Linked DNA regions of Homo sapiens: region 1 is linked to region 2. Evidence: chromatin loops called from intact Hi-C (ENCODE). Cell type or tissue: PC-3. All regions are shown on one strand. Each heading gives the region's core, and the rest is flanking DNA. Links, peaks and the distances in the headings are about the cores only. Region 1 has its middle 34 kb from the start of PTGER2. Region 2 has its middle 100 kb from the start of PTGER2.

Region 1 (16,817 bases), core at 3,460-11,459, 66 kb after region 2:
TTTATCATGTTGAGTCTTCCTGTCTAAAACACAGTATGGCTTTCTATATGTTCTGGTTTACTTTATATACAATTTTTTAAAACAAAAAAGACTATGTTTTGTAATTTACTTTTTCATTTTTAAAATGTATCTTGGAGATATTCTACCTGAATACATATAGATTTATCTCATTTTTAAAAGGCTATGAATTATTCCATTATATGAATGCACCACAATTTATTCAGTCTCCTTTTGGTGGAAATTGTTTTGTTATTTTAAATATGCTATGATGAAAATTCCTAGACATACATGTGCAAGTATTTTTACAGAATAAATTCCTAAAAGAGGAGTTTGGGGGCCAAAGTCTATACACACATTCAAAGTTTTGATAGATAGTGCCTTCAAAGAATTGTAACATTTCCCACTTCAATGAAGGTTGAGTGAGAATGCCTGTTTTCTCACACACTCGCCAATGCTGTGCAGAATCAATGTTTACATAATCTTCATAACTTGATGCTTTGGTTACATTGGCACCAGTCCACCTTTACCCATCCCACTGAGCCTTCATGATGCCAGATGTGAGATGATTGAACAGAAGCACACCTGTTCTGCGCTACCTAGGGACTTGTTTCATGGTATTACGTGGATTTGCCATGCCATTCATGTTTGGCTCAGTGAGACAAGGGTCAGCCAAGACCCTGTCTTAATTTGGGTCCCCTCAGAAACAAACTCTAAAGATTTGGGTACGAGTAATTTGGGGAGGGAAATGATCCCAGGAAATACCAATGGGGAACTGGAGAAGTAAGATGGGAGGGGAAGGCAGCCTTTAAACGGTGTGTTATGGGGTTACTACGTGGGCAGGCAGAGCTCAATCCCCCTGGGGAACCCTGGCATCCAGTGTAGAACCGGCCTCAAAGTTATACCAACCGAGGAGTGAGGAAGTTAGAGTATTTATCTACCAACTACTCATCTTACATTGGACTGAGGATTACTCAGGGTCATGAACCCTGACACTTGTGACTTGACTTGTAGTGTGGCTAACTCCCTGACTAGGAAGAAAGCCATAAAGTGGAGAGCCACAAGGGCTGGGAGTTTCCGATGAGGTGAATGTTGAGGGGATATGGATGGGACACCAACAAAAAAGAGAAAAGAGAACCCATCTGAAAAAATGACCACTCACAAATCTTTGACTTCTGCTGTCTTCCTCACAGTATTACTCTCAAACTGTAGTTTTTCTACAAAAAGCAGAAATCTAGAAATTATTCTAATTACTGGGAGTCTGTTGCTATTTTTTTGTTGTTGGATTTTTTTCTTGCTAGTTTATGTTTCAGATGTGAATAAACGTCCATGAAAAAAATCTGGTAGCATTCCATGTTGAGTCATAAACATGTAGTCAAATTCCAGTTTGTCCTGGGCTGTTAATCTGAGTTTCATTTCTCAATGACTTCCTCCCACAACTCCTTTGCGGTTCAAATAGTCAGCCCTATGGCTCTTTTCTCATCAAGTGTTTGTGTCTTCTGTTCCTGCAGTCTTGAGGGGCTTTGTCTTCCTTTTATTCAGCTGTTGGGAGTGGTTTGTGGATAAGACCTGAGCAGGCTGAGTCCCCCTGAGTTCCATGGCCTCCAAAGCCAGTAGTGTGGAGTAAGACATAACATTGTGTGTATGCAATGGCTGTTGTCCAGTTTAGGGATATCACACATTTGGCTGTATACTTAGTGACTTGCCACTGAATCACAGCCTCCTCCGAAGGTGGACTGAACTTGTAACTTTTGGGCTAGAAAGAGGTGGATAATTAATTATTCTAATCACCATGTCCCCATTAATCAGTTGTGTTTCTTAGATGGGAAACTGGGCTTAAGTGCAGGCTTACAGGTGAAGGAAATTTAAAGAAAGGAAATAAAAGGAAAGGGTCAAATTTTGTGTCTAAGAACTATTTTCTAAGATTGGTTCTTATTAGTATAGATTCCAAGACTTCTCAGCTAACTTGGGAAATGCAGGGAACTGGAAAAGATGGGAGCTGGGTAAGGTGACTGCAAAGAATTACTGGTCCTTTAGGGTTAGAGGGAGATTATTTTAGGATCAGAAATATGTACTTTGGAAATGTGCCTGTTTTTAGAGTTTTGATTTTCCATAATTATTTCTTATGTTCTCTCTTATTTAGTTAAGTTTTAAAATATATCAAGCAAAAACCACTACAAAATGAAAAGCAACACAAGTATATGCATTTATAAGTCTAAAAGAAAATATTAAATGGGTCAAAGGGAACTAGGGAATGGGGCAGGGAGGGGATAGGGAAGAGTGTTCATTTTTGAGTCAGAGCTTCAGTGGGAATCAATATGAGGAAAACCTTAGCAGACTCCCATTCTGGAATGACTTCCTGGGGACTTTTCTTTTTTGCTAAAATCTTGGAAGATCTGTGTTTTACTCATAAGGGAGGCTCTTTTCTGTTATGATGTACTTTGTTTTACTTAGCACATGTAATCCTAAAATTACATTTATAAACTGCTTAGTAAAACTAGAAAAGTTAGATACTTAAATTTCACTACACACACACACACACACACACACACAGTGAGAGAGAGAGAGAAAGAGAGAGAAAGATGGGGTCTCTCCCTGTCACCCAAGCTGGAGTGCAGTGGCACAATCATGGCTCACTGCAGCCTCGACCTCCCAGCTTAATTGATCCTCCCACCTCAGCCTCCCAAGTAGCTAGGACTGTAGGCACACGGCACTATGCCTAGCTAATTTTTATATTTTTTATAGAGACAGAGTTTCACCATGTTGCCTAGTCTGGTCTCGAACTCCTGGGCTGAAGCAATCCTTCTGCCTTGGCTTCCCAAAGTGCTGGCATTACAGGCATGAGCCACTGCGTGTGGCCTCACTTCATATATTATCAAGGCACTTCATAGGTTATTGTTTGTGTAAATCCAAGTTTTGATTTACTAAGTTTGCTAAAGAAGGTGGAAAATAGTTACTCTTAAGTGTCTTTATTATCTAAAAATCTTAGTGATAGATTTTGACTTGTTTGCATCTTACTTTTTTTTCCTGGAATAAATTTGACTTTCTTGGTTTATTAAAAGAAATTCTGGTTTGTATAACTACTTGTCAGGCCATGAAATGTGCAAAACCATGCATCTTATACCTTTTTATTTTTTTATGTGACAGTTGCACTTTTGTTGTCCAGGCTGAAGTGTAATGGCACGATCTTGGCTTACTGCAACCTCCGCCTCCCGGGTTCAAGTGATTCTCCTGCCTTAGCCTCCCGAGTAGCTGGGATTACAGCCATGCGCCACCACACCCGGCTAATTTTTATATTTTTAGTACAGACAGGGTTTCTCCATGTTGGTCAGGCTGGTCTCGAACTCCTGACCTCAGGTGATCCACCCATCTCGGCCTCCCAAAGTGCTGGGATTACAGGCGTGAGCCACCACACCTGACCTTTATACTCTTTTATTTGTGGTTTTGTGGGAAAAGACCTTGACAATAATATTATTAATGTATTAAAAACATTTCCCCAGGATGTTTGATTTTTAAAAATAATTTATAATCTAAAATCTGTAGTGTCTAGCTTTTATATAAAATGTGAGCTACAATGTTAACAACATTGCCAAATGGCTTACTTTAGTCATTCTCTGAAGAGACTTCCTTCTTTGCTCTTTCTACTCTACCTCTCTGCTCAAAAAATCCCAAATAGTAACCTCATTATATGTTATTATGATGATTTATAGGAATGATTTATAATGTGGATTACTCTTTTTCAAAAGGATCTGGAGGGACGGCTTTTTTTGTAGAAGTTTTTGAAAAGAGCCACTTAATAAATAATAAGCAATGTTTGTGTTTTTTGCAAGTGTAGCAGTGGGGTGCAAGGAGAAAAAGAAGAGGACCATTAGAAGATGGGGATGGCTGTTTGTGTGAAGTTCTCATCTCTTGTGTTTTCAAGTCCTGAACGACAGGGATTATGTCTGATGCATGTTTGGTTTCCTTGTGCAATGCTTTGAAGTGTCTCCCTTCCAGGAACACACAATTCAAGAGAAAAGTAAGATAAGTACACAAACAACTATAGTTCTAAACAAATGAGCAATTGCGTTATTTGAAACGTTTTAGAGGCTATTTTAGAAAGAAACGCAGCTGTAGTATTGTCAAGTACACAGAGTAAATTGAATTCACTGCCAAGTATTATTAAATTTTAGTTACTGATGATGGCACAAGTTTTTGTTGAAATGTTAGACTTGTTTTGACCTTCAAATTGTGTTAAAAAGTTTTAACCAGTTTAAATTTGGGTGTATCAACATTTTAGTTTTCTGATAATTAGTTGGTTTGGGGCACACCGCACAGGAAAAGGAAGAACAGAGAGGTTTTACTCAGAATCAGACCACTGTGGTTGTTTTTCTCCCAGGGTGATACGTCTTTAGGGGCATAAAAGGGTTAAGGGAAAAATCGTAAAAGCACCACAGTGCTTACAGTCCCTGAGTTGCTTCACTGAATATAAAACCAAGAAATCTCCTGTTAGCCAATCATTAATCTAGGTGTTGACAGCCCATTCAGTTTACTGACATTTATATAAAGCCCAGAGAGCTGAAGAAAATCAAATCAGGTTTTAAAGCACTGGAAAGAATGACATAGTTAAAATATAAATGTCTTTCTTAAAAGTTGATCATTACTGGAGGGGAAAATATCACATCCCTGAGAGATGAAATGTTTCAGGTCAGTAATTGTACTCTGTGGGTTGTACCTATCTGGAGCTGCATAGAAATGTACTGATGTGGCCCTGAGCATCTCATGGGCCCTCCAGGGCGGAGGATGATGTCCTCCTGGGCCAGACGGCATCAGAGGAGAAAATCCACCCTGGGGGAAGATAAATGTTTTGTAATAAGTGTGAGCAATTGGCTGAAGGGAACAATTACTTTTATCTTTGCTACTGAGCCTCTGGATTCTGCCAAGTATATTTATGCTCCTTGGCAAAGACTGGATTTTAATTTCTTGGCAAAACACACACAGACATCTCTCTTACAATATCTAGTAAAAGATTCTACTTTGTAAACACTCATTCTACAGGGTTTAGAAGCTAGTGTGGGGGATTAGATCACATGTGCCTCCTTAAATCTTCAGAGAGGAAAGAATTCTTCAGGAAGGGAAAACTTCAAGGCAGTTAAGCAGAGGAGGTCTGCCTGGTGAGTTATTTAGTCTGGCTCCTCTCCTTTTAAGTGCTCTCACTGATTCTGAGAGACAGGTTGAGTTCTTGATGCCGTTTAAAAAACGTAGCCATACCCTCCAGCTCACCCTTCGGCTCCTCATGAATTCTGTGCCATCTTGGGCTTATCTTTGTTTCTAGCTGGTGTGAATGTGACGATGTAATTTCAGCACTATGAAGTCACTGAGAACACTGGAGCTAGCGGTTACTGAGGTTATTAAGTGTCACTCAGGGCAGAATTCCCTATTAAATTGAGCCAAGGATACAGGCATAAGTGAGCTCCTGGCACAGGGCACTAAACAAAACTGACAGAAAGAAAACTTTGGGTTGCTGAAACCAATGGCCTTCTCTTGTGAGCAAATGCTCTGACATGGAAAAATGCTTTGCCTAGTGAGACAGATTGCCTCCTGCCTGTGGCCATGCTACTTAGGAGGAGCCGTATGATGCGATCCTAAGGTCCGTGATCAGTGATTCTGAACAGCAACTGTTTTGTTCAAAGGTTTGTGATCTGGGACCCCAAACAGCAACTGTTTTGTTCAAAGGGAGAGGTGTTATGTAGCAAAATCATCAAGTTGATTTTTTTCCTAAGTGCTATGCATCTAGTGCATGGTAACATGTGGCCTACCTACTCTCAGCTCCTGAGATTACAGACAGGCTCCTGAGGCAAATAGCCCTTAATTAAGGTTCTGGTACTATTAACAAGGATTTAAATGTTCATAGTTTAAGCCCCCTTTTTATAATGAACAAAATGATTCTTTACACCCAGCCATACTAATTCTACAACTTCTAATCCTGAGCAAGGATGGCGAATTTGTGACACATATGAGATAGCTCTCCTTGTTTGGTGCCCTGGCAGACATTCATTCACTCATCATGACATTCCAATAAGTCTTCAGAATTCATGTCAACAGAGCGCTCAGGCAGCTGTTGCCCAAAAGGCTTCTTACAGGAGTATAAGAGTGTGTCATGGCATCCAAGAGCAGAAATGCAGGAATGGCTTGCTACTGGAACTTTTCATTTTATTGGAACCTGTCATCACTGTTCCTCCTTGAGCTTTTAGGGTAGGCAAATAATGACCCCCCGTCCCCCACCACACATAAGGTGTCCTAATTCCTGGAACTTGTAAAATGCTACTTTATATAGCAAAAGGAACCTTGCAATTAAATTAAATATCTTGAGATGGAGAATTTATTTTGGATTATCCAGGTGAGCTCAGTGTAATCACAAGAGTCCTTAGAAGCGGGTAAGAAGGTCAGAGTCAGAGAAGATGTGACCAATGGAAGCAGAGTGGAGTGATGTAGCCATAAGCCAAGGAATTCAGGCAGCCTCAGATGGAAAAAGCAAGGAAATAGAATTTCTCCTATCGCCTCTGAAAGAATGCAAACGGCCAGCCAATTTTAGACTTCTGACTTCCAGCACTGTAAGATCACACATCTGTATGTCTTAAGCCATTAAGTTTGTGGTAATTTGTTACAGCAGCAACAGGAGATTATACAGCACTCATCTCCTTTGTTTCTCTTTACTGAATGGCTTTTTCTGCCCTTTAGTTCACAGAGCAAAACATGGCCTCCCCAGAATGCCCAAGCTTACACATGGCAGGGACTGTCACACACGTAGATTCTGACTCAGCTTTCTCGTCTCCATTTCCAAATACCAAAAAGAGAATGTGCCCAGGACAGCTTGGGTCAGGGGTTTTCCCCTTGGTTGGCCAGCCAAACCCAAGGTGCAAGGCCATACCACATCATGTTTCTTGTTTTGTGTGTGTGTGTGTGTGTGTGTGTGTGTACCCATAAATATTAATATCTTGGTTCTTGTCCTTCAGTATAAAGAATTGCTTTCTAGAGATTTATAGCTAATTGTCCATGTGCTGTTTACATTACTGTTCTTAGTGTGAGATTATATATTTTTCCAAAATCACAATGACCACACTTATTTCTTCATGTGCAAAAACACAGTTTTCTTGATTGGGGAGTTATTAGAATCCTAATATTTTACTTCCATTTTTTTTGTTTGTTTTTCTCATGCCATCTTTTAAGAGCAAAAGATAGGGCATGCATCTTGATTCTTGATTAGATAATGCAGTCCATAATCCATGTAATTATCTGGCGTTGGCACTATTCACAACAGCTGCTAACTAGATACGACCTGTATGCCAAATAAATAGGATAAATTTCCTGCCCACAAGGTTATATTCTAACAAAGGAGGCTGTGTTCTAGAAAATTTTGAATAATGAGATTTGGGAAAGGATTATACATTTTATCGTGTACTCTGCTTAAAAAATAAGTATGCTCTTCTTATGTCAGAACATGCTGTGAAAATAACAGTCACTAATCTTACCAAACAGAAATTCCATCTTAATGCCATATTTACTGACATACAATATTTACAAATTTGCAGTGATTCTTAGGAAAAGAATTCCCTGCTTTATCTCCTGTGATATGGTTCAAAAAACCCAAGAATACTAAGTTAGGCTTCTGCAAGTTAGCCCTGCATTAGAAAGAAGTGTTTATTAGTTAAAAAAGTACCATGTAAATTAAGCATTCCTGTGTGCTGAGCAAGCAGGCAACGTGGACTCATACTTAGAGATCTGAACTGTGGAACCATGGAACTTCTTAGCCAACTTTGTCAGTAAGTTGTCATTTCCGTGTGGCTGTTTAAATGTTTAACACAGAATCTGCAGCCCAGAAAATCAACAGCAGATCATTTGTTAAATGAGTGAGTGGTGGTAACATTTTCCTTTTGGTATTCTTCAGAAAACATGAACTGGTGTCAGGCAAGAGCCTCAAAAGCAAATGGGCTAGGGATCACTTTTTCCCAGTTGTGATTAGAATAGCAAACGTAGTCTAAAAAACATTGATCCAACCTATAATATTATGGCTTATATTTTAGGTTTAAAATATACCTAAACCATTATTTAAGTTTAGGTTTATTTTAAACTTTATAATTTTATTTATTTAAATAAATAAATTTAAGCCAATAAGCACGTAACATGAACCCATGGACTATAAAAAATATTGGATGAATCAGAAGTGGGTAACAGTTTTTGTTCTGAATTTTGTTGCTTGGCAGCAACAGAAAGCAGCCTTAGTCGATTGCAGCGCGCACTGTCCTGAGCAAATGTCCAAGTCTCTGGGCCCTGCCCTATCCAGAGATCCCTGACTAGGGAGTGTCACCAAAGTTGTCATTATGAGGTCTCTTCAAATAAACCCAACTTGGCAACTTTCAATGCAGGAAATATCTGCCATTCTCTCTCTTTTTCTCTCTCTCACACATAAACGTTTAGTCAATTTCCTCACCGTAGCAAAATTTACACATTTATATACTTCATCTTTGCAGACTTGTGTCTTATTTCTCCACATTAATAGACTATTAGTTTTTTAATTCTAAAAAATTTCAGACTCACAGAAAGCATGGAAAGTATACAATAAAGGCATAGGTGCCCGCTATTCAGAATTAACAAATATCAACAATGTGTTTTATTTGCTTCAGTTTTTTTTTCTTTCTTTTTTTTTTTCTTAAAATAGATGGGGTCTTGCTCTGTCACCCAGGCTAGAGTGCAGTGACGTGATCACAGCTCACTGCAGCCTCAGCCTCCTGGGCTCAAGTGATCCTCCCACCTTGGCCTCCCAAAGTGCTGGGATTCCAGATGTTTGTTTGTTTGTTTGTTTTACTTTGTTTTTAATAAATGAAAATAAGGGACAACTCCTCTTCTGTGCCACCCTTACTCTATTCCTGTCCCTCCGTCCCCAGAGACAGCTGTCATCAGGAAGTTACTGGGTATCTGTCCTTCTGAGTTTTTGTACCTTTACTACAGATGTCTGTATTCATAAAAATATTTGCTTCAGTTTATGTGTTTTTAAACTTTACACAAATGTCTGTTTATTCTATAAGTGAGCTGAAACTTAACTTTTTAAACTCAACATTGTTTTTGAGTGTATATGTAATGTATATGTAGCACATTTTATTTATGCATTCATCAGTTAATGAACATTTGGGTTGTTTCCACCTTTCTTATCCATAAGAAAATATTTAGATCTAGTTTACCCATTCATTTTTAACTGATGTGTGATTCTTGTCTAATAGGGTGCAAAATATGTTTTCATTTGCATTTTCTTAATTACTAATGAGGTTGAACACATTCTCATATTTGTTTTTTCTTGGACATTTAGGTTCTTTCTTCTATAAATTGTCTGATCTTATCCTTGGCTCGTTTTTTCATTGTGTTGTTTGTATTTTCTTAGAGAGCTATAGACGTTCACTTTATAATCTTGTATGCTTTTTTGGCTACATGGGTGGCAGTGGTCTTTAAGAAGTTGTGGTTTATCTTTTTTACATCATTTATGGTGTCTTTTAATGTGTAGGAGTATTACATTTTGACGTATGCAGTTTATCACCTGTGCTTTTTTATTGTGTTAAAATATGTATAGCATAAAATTTACCATTGGTGATATTTAGCGGTGCAACCATCATCACTCAAACTTCTCATCACTCAAAAAGGGAACCCATATCCATTAAGCAGTTACTCCCCATTTTCCTCCCACCTCTGATCCTGGAAGCCACTAAGCTGTTAGCGCTATAAATTTGCTGACTCATGATATTTCGTATAAATGGATCCATACACTATATGGTCATTTTTGCCTGGCTTCTTTCGTTTAGTATAATGTTTTCAAGGTTCATCCATATTGTAGTGTGTATCAGTACTTCATTCCTTTTTATGGCTGAATAATATTGAGGTGTATGTGTATGTATATAATATGCATAATATGTATATATAGATAATATTTACACATAATATATTATGCATATATGTAATATATATGTAGCACATTTTATTTATCCGTTCATCAGTTAATGAACATTTCAGTTGTTTCCACCTTTCATAGTAGTCTGATAAACGTTGGTTAAAAAGTATCTGTTTGAGTCCCTGTTCAATTCTGGGGGGTATGGAATTGCTGGGTCATGTGGTAATTCTGTGTTTAGTTTTTAGAGAAACACCCAAAATGTCTTCTATAGCAGCTACACTATTTTGCATTTCTATCAGCAATTTATGAAAGTTCCAATATCTCCACAACTTTGCCAACACTAATTTTCCATTTAAAAAAGTGTTAACACAATTGCAGTGAATGTGAAGTGGTATCTCATTATGGTTTTGATTTACACTTCCCTAATGGCTTATGGTATTGATCATCTTCTCATGTACCTGTTAGCCATTTGTATATCTTCTTTAGGGAAACGTCTGTTCAAGTCCTTGCTATTTTTAAATGAGTTGTTCATTTTTCCATTGATGAGTTTTAAGTGCCCTTTATATATTCTGGATACTAGACCCTTATCAAATATATAATTTGCAAATATTTCTTCCATTCTATAGGTTGTCATTTTACTTTCTTGATAGTGTCCTCTCATGCACAAAAGTTTTTAATTTCTATGAAGTCCAACTTATCTATTTTTTCTTTTGGTGCTTGTACTTTTGATGTCGTATCTAAGAAACCACTGGCAAATCCAAGGTCATGAAGATTTACCCGTATTTTATTCCTAAGATTTTTTATGGTTTTAGCTCTTAGATTTAGGACTCTGATCTATTTTAATTTTTATATAACTGGACTTTCTTATAGATTTATAGACATTCTTTCTGTATTTTCAATATTAATGGTTTGGTTTTGGCTACATGGATGGCAAACATCTTTTAGAGTTTCTGGCTTGTCTTTTTATTTTATGCATGGTGTCTTTTATTGTGGAATAGTATTACATTTTTATGTATACAATTTATCATTTGTGCTTTGGGGGTCTTTATAGGAAATTTTTCTCTACTTAAGGTCATAAAATTATTTGCCAGTATTTTAATATTTTCCTCACCTTTATGTCTACACAATTTATCTGGAACTGATTTATATATACGATGAGTTAGGGAGCTAATTCTTTTTTCCTACATGGACAACTAATGGTCTCAACAGTGTTTATTGGCTTTCCCTCCTAATTTGTAAAACTACCTGTGTCATATACCAAGTTCCCATATATGATAGCCCTTTTCTGGGTTCTCGTTACTTATGCCTCTTCCAATACAACCTGATTTTAATTACGGGAGATTTATCATAAATCTTAGTATCTAGTATGGCAAGGACCCTCTCCTGGTTCTTCTTCAAAATTGTCTTCATGTGGCAGACAGAGTAATGACCCTCTTTCAAAGAGGTCCCATCCTAATCCCTAGAACCTTTCTTTTTTGCATGGCAAAAAGGACTTTTCAGATATAATTAAGTTAAAGATCTTGAGATAGAGAAATAATCCTGGATTATCCAGGCAGACCCAATGTAATCAGAAGGGTCTTTATGAGAAAAAGGGAGAAGTGTCAGAATCAGAGAAGAAGATATGATGATGGAATCAGAGGTCAGAGTGACGTGGCCATCAGCCAAGGAATGCAAGCAGCCTCTAAAAGCTGGAAAAGACTCCAGCTTTGTTCTTTTTGCTTAGGATTGCTTTGGCTATTTGGCCTCTTTTTTGGTTCCATATGAATATTAGGAGTTTTTTTTTTCTAATTCTATAAAAAATGATATTGGTATTTTGACAGGAATTGGCAGTATGGTTATTTTTACAATATTGATTCTTCCAGTCCATGAGCATGGGGTATATTTCCATTTATTTGTGTTATCTGTGATTTCTTTCAACAGTGTTTTCTGGTTCTCCTTGTAGAGATCTTTCACCTCCTTGGTTAAGTATATTTCCAGGTATTTTACTTTTTTTGCAGCTTTTGTAAAAGGGATTGAGTTCTTGATTTGATTCTCAGCTTGGTCATTGTGTATAGCACTGCTACTGATTTGTGTACATTGATTGTGTCACCTGTGACTTCACTGAATTCATTTATCAAATCTAGGAGTTTTTTTGGAGGAGTCTTTAGGATTTTCTATGTATATTATCATATAATTGGGAAACAGTAATAGTTTGATTTCCTCTTTTCCAATTTGCATGCCCTTTATTTCTTTCTCTTGCCTGATTGCTCTGGCTAGGACTTCCAGTACTATGTTGAATGGAAGTAGTGAAAGTGAGCATCCTTGTCTTGTTCCACTTCTCAGGGGGAATGCTTTTAACTCTTCTCCATTCAGCGTGACGTTGGCTGTGAGTCTGTCACAGATGGCTTTCATTTTTTTGAGGTATGCTCCTTCTATGCCTAGTTTCTTGAGGGTTTTTGTCATAAAGGGATGCTGCATACTATTGAATGCTTTTTCTACATCTATTGAGATAATCGTACAATGTTAGTTTTTAATTCTGTTCTGGAAAAGGTAAAGGGAAAGTCTCACCTTAAGCCTCTGGGAAGAATACAGTTTGGGCCAACACCTTGATGTCAGCCCTGCAGCTCTCATTGTGAACTCCTGCCCTTCGAAACACTGAGGTGATAAATGTTAAGTCACTAAGTTTGTGGAAATTTGTTGCAGGAGCAATAGGAAACGATTGCTTGGATGTTGTAGATAAATTTGGTTGGAACTGATATCTGTACATTATTGGGTCTTCCATTCATGAAAGTAATATAACTGTACATTTGGTCAGTCTTCTATGCCTTTCAATAAAGTAGTGTAATTTTCTCCATAAAGATCTTTCACATCTTTTGATATATTTATTCCAAGCTACTTTGTAATTTTTGCTGTTCATGGTATAAATTTTTAAAAATTATATTTTCTCATTTGTCATTGTGTGTAGGAACACTATAGGTTTTTCCAAGTTGATCTTTCCAGCAAACCTACTGAACTTAAAAAAAAAATTATTCCGATCATTTGCTTAAAGTGCCCAGTGGATTTTCCATGCAGACAATCATTATTTACAAACAATGTGTCTTCCTTTCTAACTCTCATATGTGTTTCTGTTTCTTGTCTCACTTCATTGGTTAGGTTTCCAGGCCAATAGAATAAGGCATTTTCTAAGGTATTTCCTTCTTGTTCTGGTCAACTGGCTTTGTAGGTATGTATGTGTAGGTATTTTTTTTTTCTATTGTGAATAAAGAAACAATGTGTACTGTTCCAGGGATAGCCTGTCCAAATTGTGAAACCTAGCCACTTCTTTTACTCTGTCAGTTCTATAAAGATCTTTCTAGAATGATCCCTCACCTTTTTACCATTTGTTTTCCTTGGCCTAAAAGACAGCCCTCTTGGGAAAGTGGGTAGACTCACCCTTACATGCCCTGTTTATGGTATGAAGCTAAAAATATCTTGGAAGGAAGCCAGAAGCCAGATAAATCTCAATGATAGGGTAATCTTTTTCTAGGATCTCTTTTATCAGCCTTGGATATCTAGGATAGTTATTTAGGATATCTTTTATTGGGCTCCCACCACCCCCTTGATGATGTGAGTGACCTTCAGAAGACCTGGTGCACTCACTTGGCACAGCACATGAACCTGGTGCAGGATTCAAAAAAGCTGAAGAAAGCAATCTAGCTCCTGTTGGAGATGCAGTGGGCCAGGCTGCTGTCCCATGGAGATCTGGGAGGAGATGGGTTGCTGGGGGCCCAGCCATTGCCCTCCCATGCCAACAAGATGAGTCAGCAAATCTAACAATGTGCATGAGCCACAGTGTTACCTGACCTAACGTTGCCCTTCAGAGCTTAAACATGGCTGAGGCTTTACTACTGCCTTCTAATTCTGGCAAACATTTTTCTTGTGGCCAACCTGAACCCAAAACCATGAAAAGAAGGGAGCTCTGGAAAACAGTTGTAGCTTAACTACATTGACACAATAAAAAGCCACCATGATTGTTGTCTTGCTAGATAGTCAGAAAGTATCTTATTATATATATCATATTGTCTTGTCTGTGTATACAGAATACCTGAACTGGGCCAAGTTTAAAAATTTTAATAAAGGTCTGTTAATTAAGGCTACATTTGAAGAGCATTTCTTTTGTTCCAATATTGGACATTGTCCATTACATTTTCTAGAATGCCTCACCGTTAGCAGTTGAGTTTTTTTTCTCTTCTTATTGGGATTAGATAACAAATGTCTGTCATATCATCAACACAAAAGACAGGCAATGTGGTATTAAGGAAAGAGTAGTTTATTTTCATTTAGTTCATATATATAACTAGAAATACATAATTGTACATGATTATTGTGTTGCATAGGTGACTTACCATTGTAACTTTCCTGAAATCCTTTCCGGAAGTACATAGGATACAAAAAATACAACTGGGCCAGGCGCAGTGGCTCACGCCTGTAATCCCAGCACTTTGGGAGGCTGAGGCGGGCAGAGCACTTGAGGCCAGGAGTTCAAGACCAGCCTGGCCAACATGGAGAAACCCCATCTCTACTAAAAATACAAAAATTAGCTGGGTGTGGTGGTGCACGCCTGTAATCCCAGCTACTCCAGAGGCTGAGGCACAAGAATCACTTGAACCCGGGAGGCGGAGGTTGCAGTGAGCCGAGGTCATGCCACTGCACTCCAGCCTGGGCAACAGGGTGAGGCTCCATCTCAGAAAAAAAGAAAAAAAATTGTATTTACGCATGTGTACTTGATTTTCAAAGGACTTTCCAAAGATAAGTCTGAAGAAGAAGCCTTTCAATCAACACTTTCATTTCTGGAGAAGAATCCTCTCAGTGAACACTGTTATTTACTGATGTTTGGAAACGCAATATACAGTCATAATGACCGCTTCACAATCAAAGCACAAGTTCTCTTATGTGTGTATTTGCTGATTTTTCTTTTGTTTAATTTTCAGCCAAAGCTAGATGCCCACGTTGGTCATTATTCTTAGTTCAAAATTCTTCACTCGAAATAAATATCTGAATGTAAAATAAGACTTTGGGATCAACATTTAAAGTGGAAGCCTACTAAAAAGTTTTTTAATGTAACATATGTGGCTGAGTTTATTATTTATGTCACTATTTGATATTTTATCTTGAATTCTTAGGAAACTCAAACTATAGCTTCTAGTTTTAGCCCCTGGGGTATTGTTTTTTGGCATAAGAAATGCAAATGCTTATCAGAGATCCATTTTATTTTGTTTTGCCTTGAGAAAATTTCATGTAAAATGATGTATTTAGATATAACACCATTATTTCTGAGATATCACTTATACTCTGAAAATCTTCATGAAATAATATACAGTTTTGTGACTGACCAAACTGGGCTTCCTTGTTTAGAGTTCTTGCTGAGTTAAAAGTTGATAGAATGAGTTGACAGAGATATGCCTGACTAAATCAGTGTTAAGTTTCGTTTTGCTTTGTTTTTTTGCCATTTCTTAAAAGCTGGGTGCTGTTTGTAAGATTATCTGCAGAGGGAAAAATAATTAGTCTAAGGCTTATTTTTCCACCTGTATTTAATTTCTTTTACAGGCTTGGATCATGGTATACTTCCACAGGTATTCGGAGAGATGAATATTATATTATCATAATTAGAATCTTAGGATCTACAGTGGATATGGAATAGGGTGAATTTTTTCAGAATATTATGAAGAAAACATTTCAGAGATATGTCTTCAGAGAATACACAGCATCAGAGAAAAAGCAGGGCCATTATATTAGTTTTACTTGCTCTGAACAGTTTTAGCAAAGGGTTGCAAACGTATTATTGATTACAATGTTGAATTCGTTTGATTTTCATTATGGTCATGGTAGGAAGTGCAAGTCAGGAATACCTTCCTCAGAGACTTAAGAGTGGTTAAGTGCGTAGCAGCACAGGGAAATGGAGGTGCTGCAGTCTGAGGGGCAGCAGGAACCCAGGCATGGAGAGGGGAAACTGGAAGTATCTCAGCACTGAGGGGAGGAAGCAGGTGTTGCCTGAAATGAGATGGGGAAGTGAGTGGACCCAGCCCATCCTTGTTTGACCACCAAGGGGCTTGGATCTTAACTCTGGGGATGATGGAAATCCAGTGATGTGGGGAAACTGATGACTTTGGAATGAATTGGTTCCTAGACAACAGTCACAGATTGGACTGCGAAGTCCTGTAGTTGCAGTGTTACAGAGTGGGGTTCTGTTCCTAAAAACCTATTTCATGAGAAAAAACTCAGTCATGAAAATAAACAGGAAAGAAATAACACAGAAATATATGCTTTTATAAGTGTGTGTTAAGAGCTTTGTAGTGAAGGCTGCTTTGGGGATTTTTTTTTTTTTTTTTTTTTTTTTGCGTGAACTCTATTGAAGTCGTCTTCTTTTCTTTGTAAATTTCCCTGTAGCAAACATGGGAATATTTCATTTTTCCAAGGACCTTTGGCCTCAACTAAAAGTTAGGGTTATTTGCCCCTAAAGTGCTGGCTGACAGTTTGATTGATTGGTTGATTGATTCATGTATTTGTTTACTCAAACATATTTATCGAACACCCACTATATGAGGTATTGTTCTAATAGTAAAAAAAAAAAAAAAGACAAAGGCCTCGCCATGATAGGAGACTTTTTTCTATGTGTAAAGAAAGACAATACATACACACACACACAAATACACACACACACACACACACACACACAAAATGATGACACAGATACTATATTGCCGGCTAGTGAGAAGGGTGATAGAAAGAAAAATAAACAGACTGAGGGGAAGGGGAAGGAGAGTAATGAAAATATTTTATCGAGTGATTTATATTTTTTATATTTATATAGACCAGGGAAGACTTATCTGTGGAGGTGACATTGAGCAGAGACCTGAACAAAATGAGAGAGCCAGCAGTGAGACTA
Region 2 (16,817 bases), core at 3,934-11,933:
TTGGAGAACAGTTTTCTTAAAAACTGTCTAACAAAAGTAGCATTCAAAGAAACTCTCATGTCTGGTAAACAGAATTGAGAATACCTCCATATCCAGAAACATCTGGGAGATATAACCAGTATAGCACATTGGTGAGAGAATGGGCTTTGGATCTGTGCTGAAGAATCTTTGGACCTGACTCTTCCAATTATCAGCTGTGTGATATTGTAAAGTTACTTAAAATCTTACATTTTTGTTTCCTCAGTGGTGAAAATATTGCTTACCACATGGTATTGAGGGTTAAATGGGAGTATGCCTAGTAAGCATTGGATATATGTCATCTTAAAGATTGGTTTATTTACTAGAAATTTTGTCCTATTCACAAAATAAAGTAATACATTCTCATAATAAAACAATATAGAAATAAACAAACACAAAAAGCAATACCTGGTCCCACTTCCCTCCAACTCCAATTATGGAGACGTGGTAACTACCATTAACAATTTGGCTTCCGTTTGACCTTCTGAATATTTTACTTCTTATTTTTAGGATTCAAAGATACTTAGGTTAGTCAATTGTCCCTTCACCTTTTCAACTAAGATCAAGTAAAGATACCATTAGAATATATTTTTAAATTTAACTTATTTATTTTCATATCTAGCATTAACAGTTTTTCTTTCACTTTGTGGTATTAAATATTTCATCCATATTCAGTGCTTACGCTGAAATCAAAAGGGGGAAGAAATCAAAAGGGGGTAGAAAAATCTGTCCCATTTGATCATTAATGTAGTCAATAGTTGCTTTTTTGACTGGAATTTTGTTCTTCAAATCTCAACTTAAAAGTTAACATAATTATACCTAGAGTGTTTTTTGTTTGGCTGAACACAACATCCCCTTGGTGTCCTGGAGTGCAGTGCTCGAGAGCACCATTCTGTACTGAGTAACAGTCCACCAGATTTCCTGCTAATGGATAACCCCTGTCCAATGTGTCTAAATATCACTTGTGGCTACTAGTGTCTGATACATATGACTGCGGGTATGAAAATTGTGTCAGTTCAGAATCCTTTAACTGTATGTAACAGATAATCTAACAGTAACTTAACATATTGGGTTTCATTTTACTTAAGTGAAATATTTTACTTTATTTACATAAGTAGTCACCAGATATAGCAGCTTCATGGTGGTAGCAATGTCCTAGGTTCTGTCTCTTTGCTTCGCTCATAATGTAATGGCTTGTTTCCTCTCTTCTGCAAGATGCTTGCTGAAGCTCAAGCATCTGACATGTATTTAAGGCAGGAAGAAAGAGAGAGGTGGGTGCCTGATACCTCCATTTTATAAAAAGAACAAAGGCTTAATCCAAAGTCGCCTGGGAGATTCTGCTTGTGTATCACGCTTGGGTCAGAGCTGGGCCATATAGCCACTCCCACCTGCAAAAGAGCTGGGAAGTAAATCCTGTATTTGGTTTTCCAACCTCTATACCGGAAAGCAGCAATGGAAAATGCTGTAACAAATCCACAGCCTCTGACACAGGAGGGAAAATGGAAGATAAGGGGATGGGCCATGAGTATTCTGCCTTGTTCTTGGTGCTGGTTTGAAGATACACCCCAGTAATAGCGGTAAGGATGATCTAGAAGTTCTCCATTGAGAAGCTCCATGGCAAAAGGAGGCCTGGGTCCTCAAATGTTACAGCTGTTAGGCACCAGCAACTTTGGTTCACACATAGCCACTTCCCCAGAGTGCAAATGTGCCCTGAATCTGGGTTAAAGTAGTTCCAGCATCTGCCATCTCTTGACTTGGGGTTGCTGTTGCTCTTCTCAATCAGCTCAGTGCTGGGTCCATTTAACAATTCTAGTACCTTTCTACCCTCAAGGTTTATTTTAGGGAGCCCCTTGTCCTTCCCTGCCCCTGAGCATTGTTCAGGGACACTCTGGCCCACTGAGAAGTTGTCCCAAAGCCGAGGGATCCTTGTCCAAATCACTTCACCCCTTCTTGGAATTGTGAATACCAAAGGGCATTAGAAAAGGGTATATAACCTTTTCTATAAGCAGAGGATCTTGGCTTACATTTGCTTAACCTATAACAGCAATTCAAATGACTCTTCGAAGAACAAGGACGATCACCCAAAGTGACTCCCTGTATTGCCTACTTGTTTACCAGAGAAGTTGAGTTCAGCTTTTCCCACTTAAAAGAAAAAAAATCTGGCTACTCGAAAAATTAGAAAATATGCAGTTATTGCAGTATAGGCAAGTGGCATAATTGATTCTCTGAGATTTCATGCCACACATCTTTAGATCACATCTTTCATTCATTTACATTCATTCCTTCAACCAACCAACATCTGTGATGCCTATTAAGTGCCAGCCCTGAGCTAAGTGCTGTGAACATAAAGTCATATAAGGAATGGACCATTACCCGCAGGACCTTAGCATCTAGTGTGTGGGAGAGACATGGAAATCACTTTTGCCTGTTGTTATAAGTGCTGAGGCAAAGGGTGGCCCGGGATTGTGGGGAATCCTGGAGGAGGAGCAGCTAAATTAGTCTGGGGGCCAGAAAACCTTCCTGGGGAAAGGATGCTTGAGCTGAATTTTGGAGTATAGGTAGAATTTACTAAAGCAATTTCCAGGGAGAGGAAAGAGCCTGGGTGATGACATGGAGACCTCAAACAGCCTGGTGCATGCAGAAACAAGAGCACTAGTTCCATTTGGAGTGAAGAGTGTTTGAAGAAAAGACATGCAGGAGGCCAGAGAGGAACAGGAGCCAGATACAGCAAAGTGTTGTTGAACTAGTGAGCTTGAACTCTGAATTGTAGGTTATGATTTAGGGTTACAAGCCTATTCAGTTATTCCCCACCCATTCCCAAGAGTAAAAAAGTAAACTTCAAGTGTTTCTATTTTGATGAAAGAGGAGAATTAAACATCTATGATAGATTACCTTAAACACATGGTCTCCCTAAAATGATAATTATAATCATTTTAGAGTAAGAGTCCCTTTCTACCAGCCCCTTTGCTTGCATTAACATAAGTAGATTAAGCCCTCTGGGGGATTAAAAATTGTAGGTGAATGTTTTATCCTGGAAATTACAATGAATCAGATACTCTCTAGGGCCAAAGTCATTTCCTGAAATAATTTTTCCAGACTATTAGAGTACAGTTTATTCCCTGCAATATAAATTGCACAAAATGGGAACTGAGTTAGTAAACCTCCCTTAGCATCTCAATTACTATGGTTCCAGGAAACAACTTAGGTATGGGAAGGAGACAGACCAATACCAATATTTGCACATCCATTTCTTTTCTTTAGTTTGGCTTCAAAGTCTTCCAGTGTTTCTCTGGTTTCCTAGAAGACTGGGACTTTGAGAAGCAGATTCCCACAATAAAGTCTTAATGTAATTCAAGAAGTCAGAAAGAGTGAAATTATTTAGATGTTTGTTATTCTAAAGTCTTGTGAAAACATTTTGTCTTTCAGTTTTAAAACTCCTTTATGTGTTTTTAAAATTGTGTTCTGGTATACTCAGAGAGTTTATACTATGAGCATTTCAGAAGATAGTCAGTATTGATATGTTTATATCACATCCTGTGTGTGATGGTTGCTGCAGAAATGATTGATAATAAGTTTATTTTACTCTAAAGTTTACAAAAGTATTGATTCATACTACCTTGTATTATATTCAGTTTCCCATTTATAAAGCCCTTTCCTATACATTGTTTAGTTTTCACAATATCATTATAAAATAGACTCAGTATTTTACAAGCTAGGAACAAAACCAAGAGGTTGTGGCACATGGGGCTGGGCGCGGTGGCTCACACCTGTAATCCCAGCACTTTGGAGGGTCAAGGCAGAGGATTACTTGAGGTCTACTAAAAATACAAAATTTAGCTAGGCATGATGGCATGGGCCTGTAATCCCAGCCACTCAGGAGGCTGAGACAGGAGAATCACTTGAACTTGGGAGGCAGAGGTTGTAGTGAGCCGAGATCGCGCCACTGCACTCTAGCCTGTGTGACAGAGCAGGATTCCATCTCAAAATAAATGAATAAATAATAAATAAATACATAAATAAATAAATAAGTTACAGCACATAGGTCACAAACTAGAGTCTTCATTTGCATCATCTAGCAGAGCTTTTCATAAAAGAGACCCTTGTATTTTTTTGTGTGCTTCACTCTCCTCCCCTCCGCTACCCCCTCCAAGATTCTGCTTTAACAGTTAAAAAGCTGCCCAGATGATGCTGATAGTGAACCTGCTTGGGAACCCCTGGTTAAAGGGATTTTTCTGTCTTTCTTTCTTTCTTTTTTTTTTTGAGACAGAGTCTCACTCTGTCTCCCAGGCTGGAGTGCAGTAGTGCAATCTTGGCTCACTGCAACCTCCCCCTCCCAGTTTCTAGCAATTCTCCTGCCTCAGCCTCCTGAGTAGCTGAGATTACAGGTGCCCACCACCACGCCTGGCTAGTTTTTGTATTTTTAGTAGAGACGAGGTTTCACCATGTTGGCCAGGCTGGTCTCGAACTCCTGACCTCGTGATCCACCCGCCTCGGCCTCCCATAGTGCTGGGATTACAGGTGTGAGCCACCACGCCCAGCCAGTTAAGGAGATTTTTCTGAAGCTCTTAAGGAGTAGAATCAGAGCTTGAACCAGGCATGCAGACTGCAAGTCAAGGGTGTTTCCCATAGACCACAAGTTAGGTAGGAGCAGTTGATGGGAGGCGAGGGGTAGGGGTAGAGGGATGGATGTTGATGGAGGTGAATTAAAATCTTATGGCAATTTTCCTTTAAAAACAATTTTTTTTTAAAGTGAAGATGGAGTGACAGTCAAGATCAGAAATTTTCAGATTGGTAACATTTTATGGGATGTTGTTAGTATGGATGTTCATCATGTGAGTGTAATCTTTCTGTTTCTAGGCATGAAAAGCAGGAAATGCAGGAAAACAAGACAGAGGAAATGGTAGATCCATTTGTATCTTTTAAGGAGACATGGTGAAAAAAAATCCATGATAAGCTGTAAACCTGAAGATGAATCATGAAAAAATAATTGCCATGAAACTGTAGTAAATTCCCAGGTGTGTGGGGAAGAGAGACTCCATGTTTTAGAAGATAAATTACACTCAAGTCCCAAGAAGGAAGATCTGAGTGGTAGATGTTTCCATTTTTATATTACTAATGATGAAACTAAGGCTCAGAGAGGTAAAGGAGCTTGCCTAAGATGCTCTGAAAATATGTGGGAGAAACCACCAAACCATTATTATAATAAATGATCATAAATGATAAAATAAAGAAAAACCCATAAGAGAGGAAAATAAACGCCAGGACACTGTGAAAGGCCTGGCAAATGCAACCTACAATCCATTTTGTGATATTGATGAACTATAACATCGATTTACCCTGTTTTTGTCACCAAAGGAAGCCACTGAGCCATGGTTATGAGATTTCTTCTTGGACATTTGAAAGTGAGATTTTCCAAATTCTTATTTTTCAGAAGTTGATGAATTTCAGCCCTAGGCAGGATTTTTATAAAACAAATTTAAGGGAGAATATATTTTAGATAATTTATTTGTGCTGCCATTTATCACCTGTTGGTTGAAGACTGGTGTTTTAGGTGATGCTGTTATAAGTAGTACTGCAAACACTTTCTGCTTTTAAGTGTGTACAGGTCTCAGAATCTGAATTACATGGTATAGTGCTTTTGTAAAGTGTATGTTTTCAATGGTATAAAGGACTTTTAAAGTTTATTTTGATATTTTAAATCATCAATCACCTGTATATAGAATTTGTTGTTTTTCACCTTTTCTACGTTGTTACAAATGTATCCCAGTCACTCGGCCATAGTTGTCTAGGTTTTCACAAAGGTGTTTCTTTTCTCCATGTCTTTTCCAAAAGACTTTCCAAGCTCTAGGATTCAAGGCAGACCTCTCATACCTCTTACATCTTACTTAAATCTGATTTGGGCTTCAGGGAAAACACTGAAGACACAACCAGTACCTGAAACATTTTTAGTCTTAGTGTTTTGATTTATCCTTGGTCACTTCCCCTAGCCTATGAAGGGAATTTCTGATTGAGTTCTGCATCTCTGATTTTTAAAATTTTGATCATAATTCATTTTTCCTGAGAAAGCATTTTTATATTTTAGGAGTATAAACCCAAGAATTCACAAAGGTATTTTTTCTTATAGGAATGCATGAGATGATTTGCCTTTCTAAAAGTAAATGTAAAACCTATAAACTATGTGATTATACTTTCCCAAGTTTCTAGGAATCAACCCAAGTGCAATTATTATAAACATGTAAGAAATCATGTCTACCATTGAAAATATAAAATTTAAAAATATATATTTGTTCATAACAGAACCTATAATCAGCAACTTCTTTGTTTTCCTTGTCTTACTGTTCCTTCTTGTAATTGTTGACAGACACGCATTTTAAAAAGAATGAAAGTTCAGTATTTGTGGGAAAGAATTTCAGAGTTATTTCTAGTAATTCCCTTGCTCCCTTAATGAGCCGGTATGAGATTTTTTTTAATGTGTAGAAGACTTTATTTTGTTAACACTTGCTCTAATCTAGCTTCATAAAGTGGAAGTTTTCTCTCTCCACTGATGCTATGGGAAATCTGAGAATTCAGGCCCTATCCATTGCTGTTGGTCCATCCCCCTGAAAATGATCTTTAGCTTTTGGTCTGCTAGAGAAAAATAATGATTTTTATGGCTCCAAAGTGTCCTTTTAAAATAGAGATTTTTTTGATATCTTTCAACTCACCTTTTATGTTTTCTGATAATAATAAAATAATCCTCTGAGTAAATGCCCTTTTATACAGATGTGTGACAAGTAGTTGAATGGACAGAACTTCTAGTTGAATAAATAATTTTGTACTTTTTTAAAATTAAGAATTACTTTTTTTTTTTTGAGACAGAGTCTGGCTCTGTGCCCAGGCTGGAGTGCAATGGTGCTATCTTGGCTCACTGCAACCTTGACCTCCCAGGTTCAAGCGATTCTCCTGCCTCAGCCTCCCGAGGAGCTGGGACTACAGGCACACGCCACCATGCCCAGCTAATTTTTTTTTTTTTTTTTGTATTTTTGGTAGAGACGGGGTTTCACCATTTTGGCTAGGATGGTTACTATCTCTTGACCTCATGATCCACCTGCCTCAGCCTCCCAAAGTGCATTACAGGCATGAGCCACTGCGCCTGGCCCAAGAATTACTTTTTAAATGAAAATCCACAGATTCTTGTTTTATATTTTTGGATTTTCAGATCTTGATATCTTTTCAAGAAAGGCATAGTCTTGATAAATAATATTCAAAAATATATTAACATAAATACTATGTATGTTCCTGTAATTTCAGAGCTTCACTATGTATGCCCATATATGTATATGTGTATATATGTGTGCCTGTGTGTGCGTGTGTTTCTGGTACAAATTGATTTAATAAACTATTTGAAGAAAAAACTATCCCTGATTACCTAAGTCAGATTTTATCATATGAAATTTAGCACATTGTGTAGTTTGTTCTATTCCGTGTGTTTCTGAATTGTTTTAGTTGTCATTAGTGCTCTCTGATAGTTACCAAAAAAAATAGTTGTAAATATTTGTAACATCAGGAATCTTGTTTCACCTTTGGTTTAATAGTCTAAAATTCTTTGATCCTGAATACAAAGAGAAGTCCCAGAACATTTAGGAAGGTTGATGGAAGGGTAATTGGAACCCAGGACTACATTCTATCTACACATGCACCTAGTAAGCTAGAGGCTGACTGCTGAAACTGCAGGTAGAGGTGGCTCTGTTAGAGGACCTGTGCTTGCTTATGCAGAGCTCCACTCCACAAATATCCTATATCTAAGGAGGGATTTTTTTACTTGGGGTCTGTAATACACATAGGTAAAGTGGAGTGTACATGAACATGTATGCATTCTTCTGGGGGTTAGACCCATTTTTCTTTTTTTTTTTCGGTGGTAGGGGGGGATTGGAGGGGGACGGAGTCTAGCTCTGTCACCCAGGCTGGAGTGCAATGGCATGATCTTGGCTCAGTGGAACCTCTGCCTCCCAGGTTCAAATGATTCTCCTGCCTCAGCCTCACCAGCAGCTGGGATTACAGGCGCCCACCACCCCACCCCGCTATTTTTTTGTATTTTTAGTAGAGATGGGGGTTTCACCATGTTGGCCACGCTGATCTTGAACTCCTGACCTCAAGTGATCTGCCCGCCTTGGCCTCCCAAGCGCCCGGCCCTAGACCCATAGCTTTCTTTAGGTTGTCAAAGAGTTTCATGACTGCAAAAAAGGCAGAAAAACTATTAAAGCTAACAAGATGACTGTATCCAATTAACTATTTATTTCAGTTTTTCTAAATATCGCTTAATAGCCTGAAACATAAATTTATCATGATTCTCTTCTCTGCTTCTTAAAACCCAGATGCCAGTCAACAAATTAAAGAAACTTTATTGACATGAATGGTACAGGCATATGACTAAAGCAGAGAAAGTACAATACGGTTTCATTTTATGAGAGTGACGTGTTCCTGAAGACTTGGCAATATTCAAAACTTGCATATTTCATGTTTAATTGCTCCCATAGAACTGACAAAGATGTTTACTAGCAAAACTGGCCAAGACATACGCCAATAGCATAAACACAGTTGTTAATTCCCTCATCCCTCCTCCAACTTAAAATCATAATTCTTCAAGATAAAAAAATTGTATTTACATCATTTCTAGTTTTGTGCTGAAAGTGAAACTTTATTGATATTTTTAGTTCAGCCTTTTTAAGTGAATTAAAGTTTTCCACAGAACACTGAGTCAAAATGAAAATTAAACACACACGTACACACGCTACTGGGTATATATCCAAAGGAGATGAAATCACTATGGTGAAGAGATATCTGTACTCCCATATTTATTTTAGCCCTATTCACACTATGCAAGATACAGAATCAATCTAAATGCCCAGCAATGAATAAACGGAGAAAGAAAAAAATATGGTAAATATACACAATGGAATACTGTTCAGCCATAAAAATAGGATGAAATCCTGACATTTGTGACATGGATGAACCTGGAGGACATTATGTTAAATGAAATAAGCCCAGCTGGGCGCAGCGGCTCACACCTGTAATCTCAGCACTTTGGGAAGCTGAAGCGGATGGATCACTTGAGGTCAGGAGTTCGTGACCACCCTGGCCAACGCAGTGAAACCCTGCCTCTACTAAAAATACAAAAATTAGCCGGGTATGGTGGTATGCATCTATAATCCCAGCTACCCGTGAGGCTGAGGCACGAGAATCGCTTGAACCTGGGAGGCAGAGGTTGCAGTAAGCCGAGATCGCGCCACTGCACTCCAGACTGGGCAACAGAGTGAGACTTTGTCTCAAAAATAAGTAAATAGATAAAAAAAGCCAGGTCTAGAAACTCAAATATTGCTTGGTCTCATTCACATGTGGGAGCTAAACAAGCTGATTTCATAGAAGTAGAGAGTATAGTGGTAGTTACCAGAGACTAGGGTGGCTAGAGGGGTAGGGTATAGGAAGATGCTGGTCAAAGGATACATAATTACAGTTAGATAGGAGGAGTAAATTTCAAGATATCTATTGTATAGCAAGGTGACTATAGTTGATGGTATATTGTATTATTGAAAAATGTAAACAGTGGAAGTTATGTGCTCTCATTACAAAAATGACAGCTATGTGAGTTAATGTATTTTTAAACTAGCTAGAGTTGTTAACCATTCTACAATGTATATATACTTCAAAACATCATGTATACAATAAAAACATACAATGTCATCTGTCAATTTTTTAAAATGGCTGCCCTGATCCAACACATGAGGCCAAAATAAGAGTGGTACCAGCATAGTAATGTGTGTAGTTCAGCTTGGGAGTGGGTTTAGAGGGGCCCGTTCTGAGACTTGGGCTGTGTAGTGTAAAAGTACACAACTTACATTCCAAAAACTTTCTGAGTGATTAAATAATGCATGAGTGAACCATACTGTATTGGTTATTCAGCCACTCCTTTCTGAATCTTTTTTTTTTTTTAGGTTAAAGAGCTAATAGTCTTTTGAAAAAGAAGTATGAGCTCAGCTTTCAAAAGGCAAAAATTTTATTTTCATCATTTACATCCCTGGTAACAAGAACCAGCTGCTAGGAAACAGGTCCCAGTTATGTATGAAACTCCAATCTGCTAGAGTTTCAACCTCAATTTATCAACCTCAAATATTAATAGATCTTTAATGAAAAGCTTTTCGTTTCTGGCAGAACTTTGGTGATGAATTTCTACTCTAGGATTCATTTTTGAGATAAGCCAAATTCACTAAAATTAGGCCTTCTTTACTCTGCTTGTGGCCCTTGCTCGACCTGTAGTTTTGGACATTAATCATTTCAAAGTAGCATCTTTTGATCACATTGGCACTACAAGATGCTTTTTTCATCTCTGGTCAGCAATTTTTTGAGCCTTTCTTATTTCTACATGAGCCAGGAAACTCAGCCCAAGCTGGGTTCAGCTACTATGTTAGCTAATTCTATGTGCCAACTTCTCTAGGTTATTGTGCCTAGTTGTTTGATCAAACACCAGTCTAGATGTTGCTGTGAAGGTATTTTTTTAGATGTAACTAACATTTAAATCAGCAGACACTAAGTAAAGCAGATTAACCACTATGGTGTGAGTGGGTCTCATATAGTTAAAGGCCTTAAGAGAAAAGACTGAGGTCTCAAGGAAGAAGTTCTGACTCCAGTCTGGCTTGGGACTCAGGAAGGCATCAATTCCTGATGGAATGTCTAACAGATTTCAGACTGCCAGCCCCACAATCACATGAGCCAATTCTTTAAAAATATCTTTTTTTTTTTTTTTTTTTTTTGAGACGGAGTCTCTCACTGTGACCGGGGCTGGAGTGCAACGGCGCGATGTCGACTCACTGCAATCTCCGCCTCCTGGGTTCACGCGATTCTGCTGCCTCAGCCTCCTGAGTAGCTGGGATTACAGATGCACACCACCACACCTGGCTAATTTTTTTTTTTTTTTTTTGAGATGGAGTCTTGCTCTGTTGCCAGGCTGGAGTGCAATGGCGTGATCTTGGCTCACTGCAACCTCCACCTCCTGGGTTCAAGCGATTCCCCTGCCTCAGCCTCCCAAGTAGCTGGGACTACAGGCACGTGCCACCATGCCCGGCTAATTTTTTGTATTTTAGTAGAGACGGGGTTTCACCATGTTGGCCAGGATGGTCTTGATTTCCTGACCTTGTGATCTGCCCACCACAGCCTCCCAAAGTGCTGGGATTACAGGTGTGAGCCACCGTGCCCGGACAAAATAGTCTTTATTTTATATATATAAATATTATATGTAAGTATATTCATATATAAAGATATTTAAGGGATATATATATTTATTTAAGGAGTGAATACACACACACAAATTATACTGGTTCTGTTTCTCTGAAGAATCTGATACAACTCAGATGAGCCTTATTAGTGGAGTGGGATTATTCATGCCCGCTGGGAGCAAATTAGATCAATGATTCTAAAACAATGGGCCTATGGAAGTGCATCAGGCACTGCTAATGGGGAGAAGGAAGGTGCTGACAGCTGGTACTCTGTTCCCCCTTCCTGAGCTTCAACCAGAGTGACTTGACTTCTGTTTATTTCATATATTGGAGGGTGGTATGAATGGTACTTAAAAAAATTCCAGTGCTAAAAATAAAACTTACAGATTTATGGTTAAGATAGACCAATATCTCAAAGTTTAAGTATGTATGGTGTCTGCATGAAATTTTTTACAAAATAATTTTTCATTGATGATGAGGTCATATCTCAAAATGGTCCAAATATATATTTTGTAGTCAATAAGATATTCCTATGATAAGGATTTTTTCAGGACATATTCCATCCCAGTAGCTTGATGTTACCCAGCTCTATAGTTTTATAAATATGTAGGAAAATACAATTTACTTTGTTTCCCAAATGTAAGTCCATCTTCTGAAGTGGCCTTTAATTATGGCAGTAATCTCTAAAATCATAAAAGGCAGGGAAATGTGTATTTGATGTCATGTTCCTGATTTGTTTTTATAAGATTCATGAAAAGACTAAACCAAGGTGTGGACACAGGATCGGGGACTAGATGGATCCTCTTTTGGCTGTTATAGCAGGAACTATAACAGGAAGGGACTATGACAGGAACTATAGCAGGAAGAAAGAAAAACGTGCCTTGGAATTCATAAAATTCTGAAGTAATGGTGACAGGTGTGAAGTGGAATAAAAGCCTGGGGTGTTGTGGGCTGAGGTATTGATAGCATTGGGGTAGCTGAATTCAGTACTGGGCCTAAAGGAATTTGATCTATCAGCTAGAACTAGCAGTTTCTGTGTCAGAATCTTCATCACCATTTAGAGGCACTGTTTGGTTAGAATTAATATGAGAGATTGCATGCTGTAATGGAAATGGCCTTCCAGAAATGGCTGATAAGCTGGGCCCCTACCGTCCAATATTGCCTGGCTCAGGAGACCGTGAAGTTTTGAATATTTCTCTGAGCTAAAGGTCACCGGGTTGGCTTTGCTATAGATGGGGATGGGGATTTGGTGGACAAATAGGGACCTGAGCAGAGGCTTCAGATGCAAATCTGACCATGTCACTCTTCAAAATTTCCCCTCCCACTACAAGATAGTCTAGGCCAGTGTTCTTCAAACCATAGTGTGCACGAAAATCACCTTTGAAAACATCAATTGCTGGACCCTACCACCAGAGTTTCTGATCAGTAGGTCCAGGATAAGGCATAAGAATGTACATGTCCAAGTTCCCAGGTGATGTTGATACTGTTGGTCCATGGACCACACTTTTAGGACTACCAGTCTAGGCACTTTACCATCACACAAATGGATCTTTTCTGTTCATTTCATGCCAACTTCTTTATTCTATATTTCCCACCTCCTGTCCTGTATATTATGATTCAGCAATGTGGAACTACTTATAGTGCACTTGCAGCCACTATGCTGTTTCTTGCCACCCTGCCTATTCCGTTTATTTTACTAATTCCTATGTAACTTTAAAGACTTGGTTTGCATTGTTGCCCAGTACTCTCTTGTTTAATTGTCTCATTTCCCACTCCTCATCTGGGTCAGTTAGCCCTCCTGTAATACCCAGAGACTGCTCCGAACATATTTCTACATTGCACTTATGACGATGCACTGGAGTGATCTGTTTATGTGGCTATTTCTTCTATGACACTGTGAATTCCTTGACACCAGGAGCACGTCTTACTTTTTGTATGCACAATACATTCACACTGGAGGTGCTTGCAAAATTGGGAGACGGGGGTAGAGGGGAGCAGGAGAGAGGAGGAGAGTGAACCTTGTGCCCCTGATTACTGAGGCCATCTCTCTGATATACAGGGAATGTGTGGCTCTGGCTTAGAGTAGAGCTTCAGGTAGCCATCTGTCATTAAAAGAATTCTTTTAATTCTATCTATTCAAGATCTTGTACAATCTACAGAATTTCAGAGCAAATCAAAACACACTAGGGTTATATAGCAGTCAACTTTCTATTTCTTTCAGCTATGATCATTTCCTTCGTGTGCAGACCTATAATGAGGGCTGCATATGAGTATTGTCACAATCTCTGGCAAGTTTCACCTTTAGCTTCCCCTCTGTTGAACAAGGCATACACTTATTAAAATTTAGGGCAATTTTAGTAATTTATAATTGGATGAAATAGTTATTATTGCCTTAGCATATACAGTTCACAAGGACAATTAATTGCACAGTAAAATTTGCAAAGGAGATACTTTGATTCAAAGACTAAATCGTCAGTGTTCAGGCTTTTCGGTTTTCTTATTCCTTCTGTCTGTCCTCATTTTTTATTTTCCACCCATGGCTCCTTTTAGGACAAAATATTTTAGCCAGGAAAGAGCATAAAGATAATTCAGTCCTGATGCATAGGATAAATGATTTTTCTGGTCACAGAGCTAGTCCGTAATGGAAGACTAGACTCCAGGCCCCCGGCCTGAGCACTGCACCATGCTACTTTTTACCATCTGTTTAAGAAGCCCCACTTTGTATCATCAATTCTACTGTTCCTGAAGCAGAACAGTTAACAAGACAAACTCAGTAATTTACGCCCTAAAGTAGGAGAGAGTTAAAGTTGAAGAGTAAAATCCACATTGCAAAGAACCATACAGTCTATTACTACTAATAATATAATCATAGGTAACATTTGCTGAGGGTTTGCTATGTTGCAAGAACCACAGTAGGTGCTTTACATGGACTGTCTCAGTTGATCCTCACAACGACTCTATGAACGGGTCTGTTATCCCGTTTACAGATTAGAAACAGGCTTGAACGCTAATGTGCCCTAAATCCACACTGGTAAAACCAAAATTAAAGCAGAGGAGGTCTGTCTCCAGAGCTCATGCTCTTTTAACCACTACACTAATGGAGTAAAAGCATGCAGACATTCAATCTGGTTGCAATAGTGACTGAAGGAAAATAGTTGCTACAAAACGCAAATAGTGAGACAAGGCATCTGTGGGCACCTTCTGCCTTACCTCACATTTGTAAAAATAAGCATACTGTGTGGGACTGGTAGCTATATGATTTAGCTTCTTGTCTTAATAATTTGTAAATAAATTATGTTAAGTTTGGAAGGAGCCACATTGTTTATTTAATCTAGCTTTACTAGATGAACAAATCCTCCCCTCTTCAAAATCCCTGATGCGGAGTGATGAAGTTTCTTCTTGAAAGCAGCCAGTGAATAGAGGATTTGCCTTTGGAGACAGTCTACTCAGTGGTTTCTGGTTCTTTTTCATCTGGAATTAGAGCCCACTTTACCTGCCCCTTTTCCCTAGGTCCTTGCCCCATCCCCTGAAGGGGAGTGTATTCATCTGTTCTCATGCTGCTAATAAAGACATACCAGACACTGGGTAATTTATAAAGGAAAGAGGTTTAATAGACTCACAGTTCCACGTGGCTGGGGAGGCCTCACAATCATGACTGAAGGTTAAGAGGAGCAAAGTCACGTCTTACATGGTGGCTGGCAAGGGGGCTTGTGCAGGGGAACTCCCATGTATAAAACCATCAGATCTCGTGAGACTTATTCACTACCACGAGAACAGTATGGGGAAGACCAACCCCATGATTCAATTATCTTTACCTGGCCCCACCCTTGACACGTGGGGATTTTGACAATTCTAGGTGAGATTTGGGCGGGGACACAGCAAAACCATGTCAGGGAGGTAGTACGTCTACTGTCTCTGCTTGGAGGTAGCTGGAAAGGCTGGGAAGATTATGTCCCCCAACCCCCCAGACTTTCCTCATCAGGTTACACATCCCCAGAACATCTTTCAACCTTCTGTTTTCCAGATCTCCCGCCATGTTTTTATTTACTTTTCTTTTTTTATTTGAAACGATCATAAAACAGCACTACCGCCATTTAGTCACTTCTTCCAGGACGTAGTCTAATTTTTTCTACAGTCTTCTCCAGAATCTAACATTTTATCTCATCATTGCCAAATGATATTAAACTTATTATTTCCTGTGTTCTAGGTATAATACTCCTATTAATACCAACTAAAGCCAAGATAGCTCAAAAGCAACCATACTTTTCCTCAACTAATTTTGCACTTGTAACTAACTATATACTCACATCTATTGAACCAGAACTGCTTTGCAGCCCAGAATTTTCTATGCCAAGGCTAAATGTACAAATTTACAGTTAATATTGTTTAAATTATTATTTTTGTAATTTATATATAATATTCTAGCTTGTCAGGATCATTTTGAATCTCTGGTGTGTTAATCAATTATACATAATTTGTCTGTACAATATTTCTTCCATATTATTAATAGAAAATACTGCATCTGACAGGGCCTTTTACAGAGACTGGTGGTACACTGTTAAGTGAACTTTTTTCAGAATTGGTAATCAATACTCTTTCAAAGTATTATTCAACCAGTTGCAATGCCAGCTAAGCAGTAAGAAAAGTTAGCTCTCATCACCAGCATGGCACATGTATACATATGTAACTAACCTGCACATCGTGCACATGTACCCTAAAACTTAAAGTATAATAAAAAAATTACCTAATAAATAAAAAAAACCACAGTAACTGTTTTCAAAGTGACTCATGGCCCAAGTTTTGGACAGAAATATGTTTTTAACATGTTACATTATTCAGTTATTTTGACTTTATGTTGCACCCAGAATTTTAATCCACTCAATATGAATGTGGAATATAATAAAACAATAGCTTTTTATTAATTAAGAAAAAAGTACCACAAGAAACTTTGTCAAATGTTTTATAAAAATCAAGACACAGTATATGTAAGATATTCTATTAGTTTATGAATTATTTTAAAATATGTTTACAAGTGACTATTTTTAAAAATAATCAAGTTTTCAGTTTTCAGAACTATGGTGAGTTCTTAGTCTATGCTGGTTCCCATTGATTTCTAAATCCTCTCAAGGAGAATGGGCATTATCTCACACTACTAGACTGGTCCTCAAAATAGGTAGGTGAAGGAAGAAGGGCTTGGAAAGATTAAAAAACAATAGCCTACAACTCTTAGAGAGATATAACCTGCAGGCCTATTTTTCAGATGTGGAAACTAAATTTCAAAGAATTGAATTGACTTTGCTAAAGTCACCCAGGAAATGGATAACTGAAGATTCATATCTAGCTCTTCTGTCTCCAAGTTCATTTTTCACATTAACCTGCACATTCTCTTGATCTCAGTCCTCTACATTCAATTCCTGTGATGAGTTCCAGCTCTCTTAGGGTCACGAGCAAATCTCAAAATGGGGTAAATGCAGCCACAGACAGAAAAATGGAGCATCTTTATAAAGCATCACCTTTTATCTGAGGACAGATAGCATTCTTTTTTATTGA

What was found. A loop is a pair of places that touch in the nucleus more often than their neighbours do. Peaks named below come from ENCODE experiments on the same cell type or tissue, not always from the same donor. Only the 100,000 strongest peaks of a DNase experiment are listed, where the experiment ranks them.
Region 1: a loop joins it to region 2, with 2.0 times the contacts of the local background. A loop is called at or near these places in 7 of 110 quality-filtered maps.

The regions. Positions count from the first base shown.
Region 1 is chr14:52,339,916-52,356,732 of GRCh38, reverse strand. No RefSeq gene overlaps it. Among named protein-coding and RNA genes, the nearest start is that of PTGER2, 34 kb to the right of the region's middle. In PC-3, for the core only: no CTCF peak of the experiment used is centred there; DNase peaks (open chromatin) are centred at 7,782 and 8,222; H3K4me3 peaks cover 1,673 bases; H3K27ac peaks cover 3,646 bases.
Region 2 is chr14:52,405,892-52,422,708 of GRCh38, reverse strand. No RefSeq gene overlaps it. Among named protein-coding and RNA genes, the nearest start is that of PTGER2, 100 kb to the right of the region's middle. In PC-3, for the core only: no CTCF peak of the experiment used is centred there; a DNase peak (open chromatin) is centred at 8,458; H3K4me3 peaks cover 366 bases; H3K27ac peaks cover 735 bases.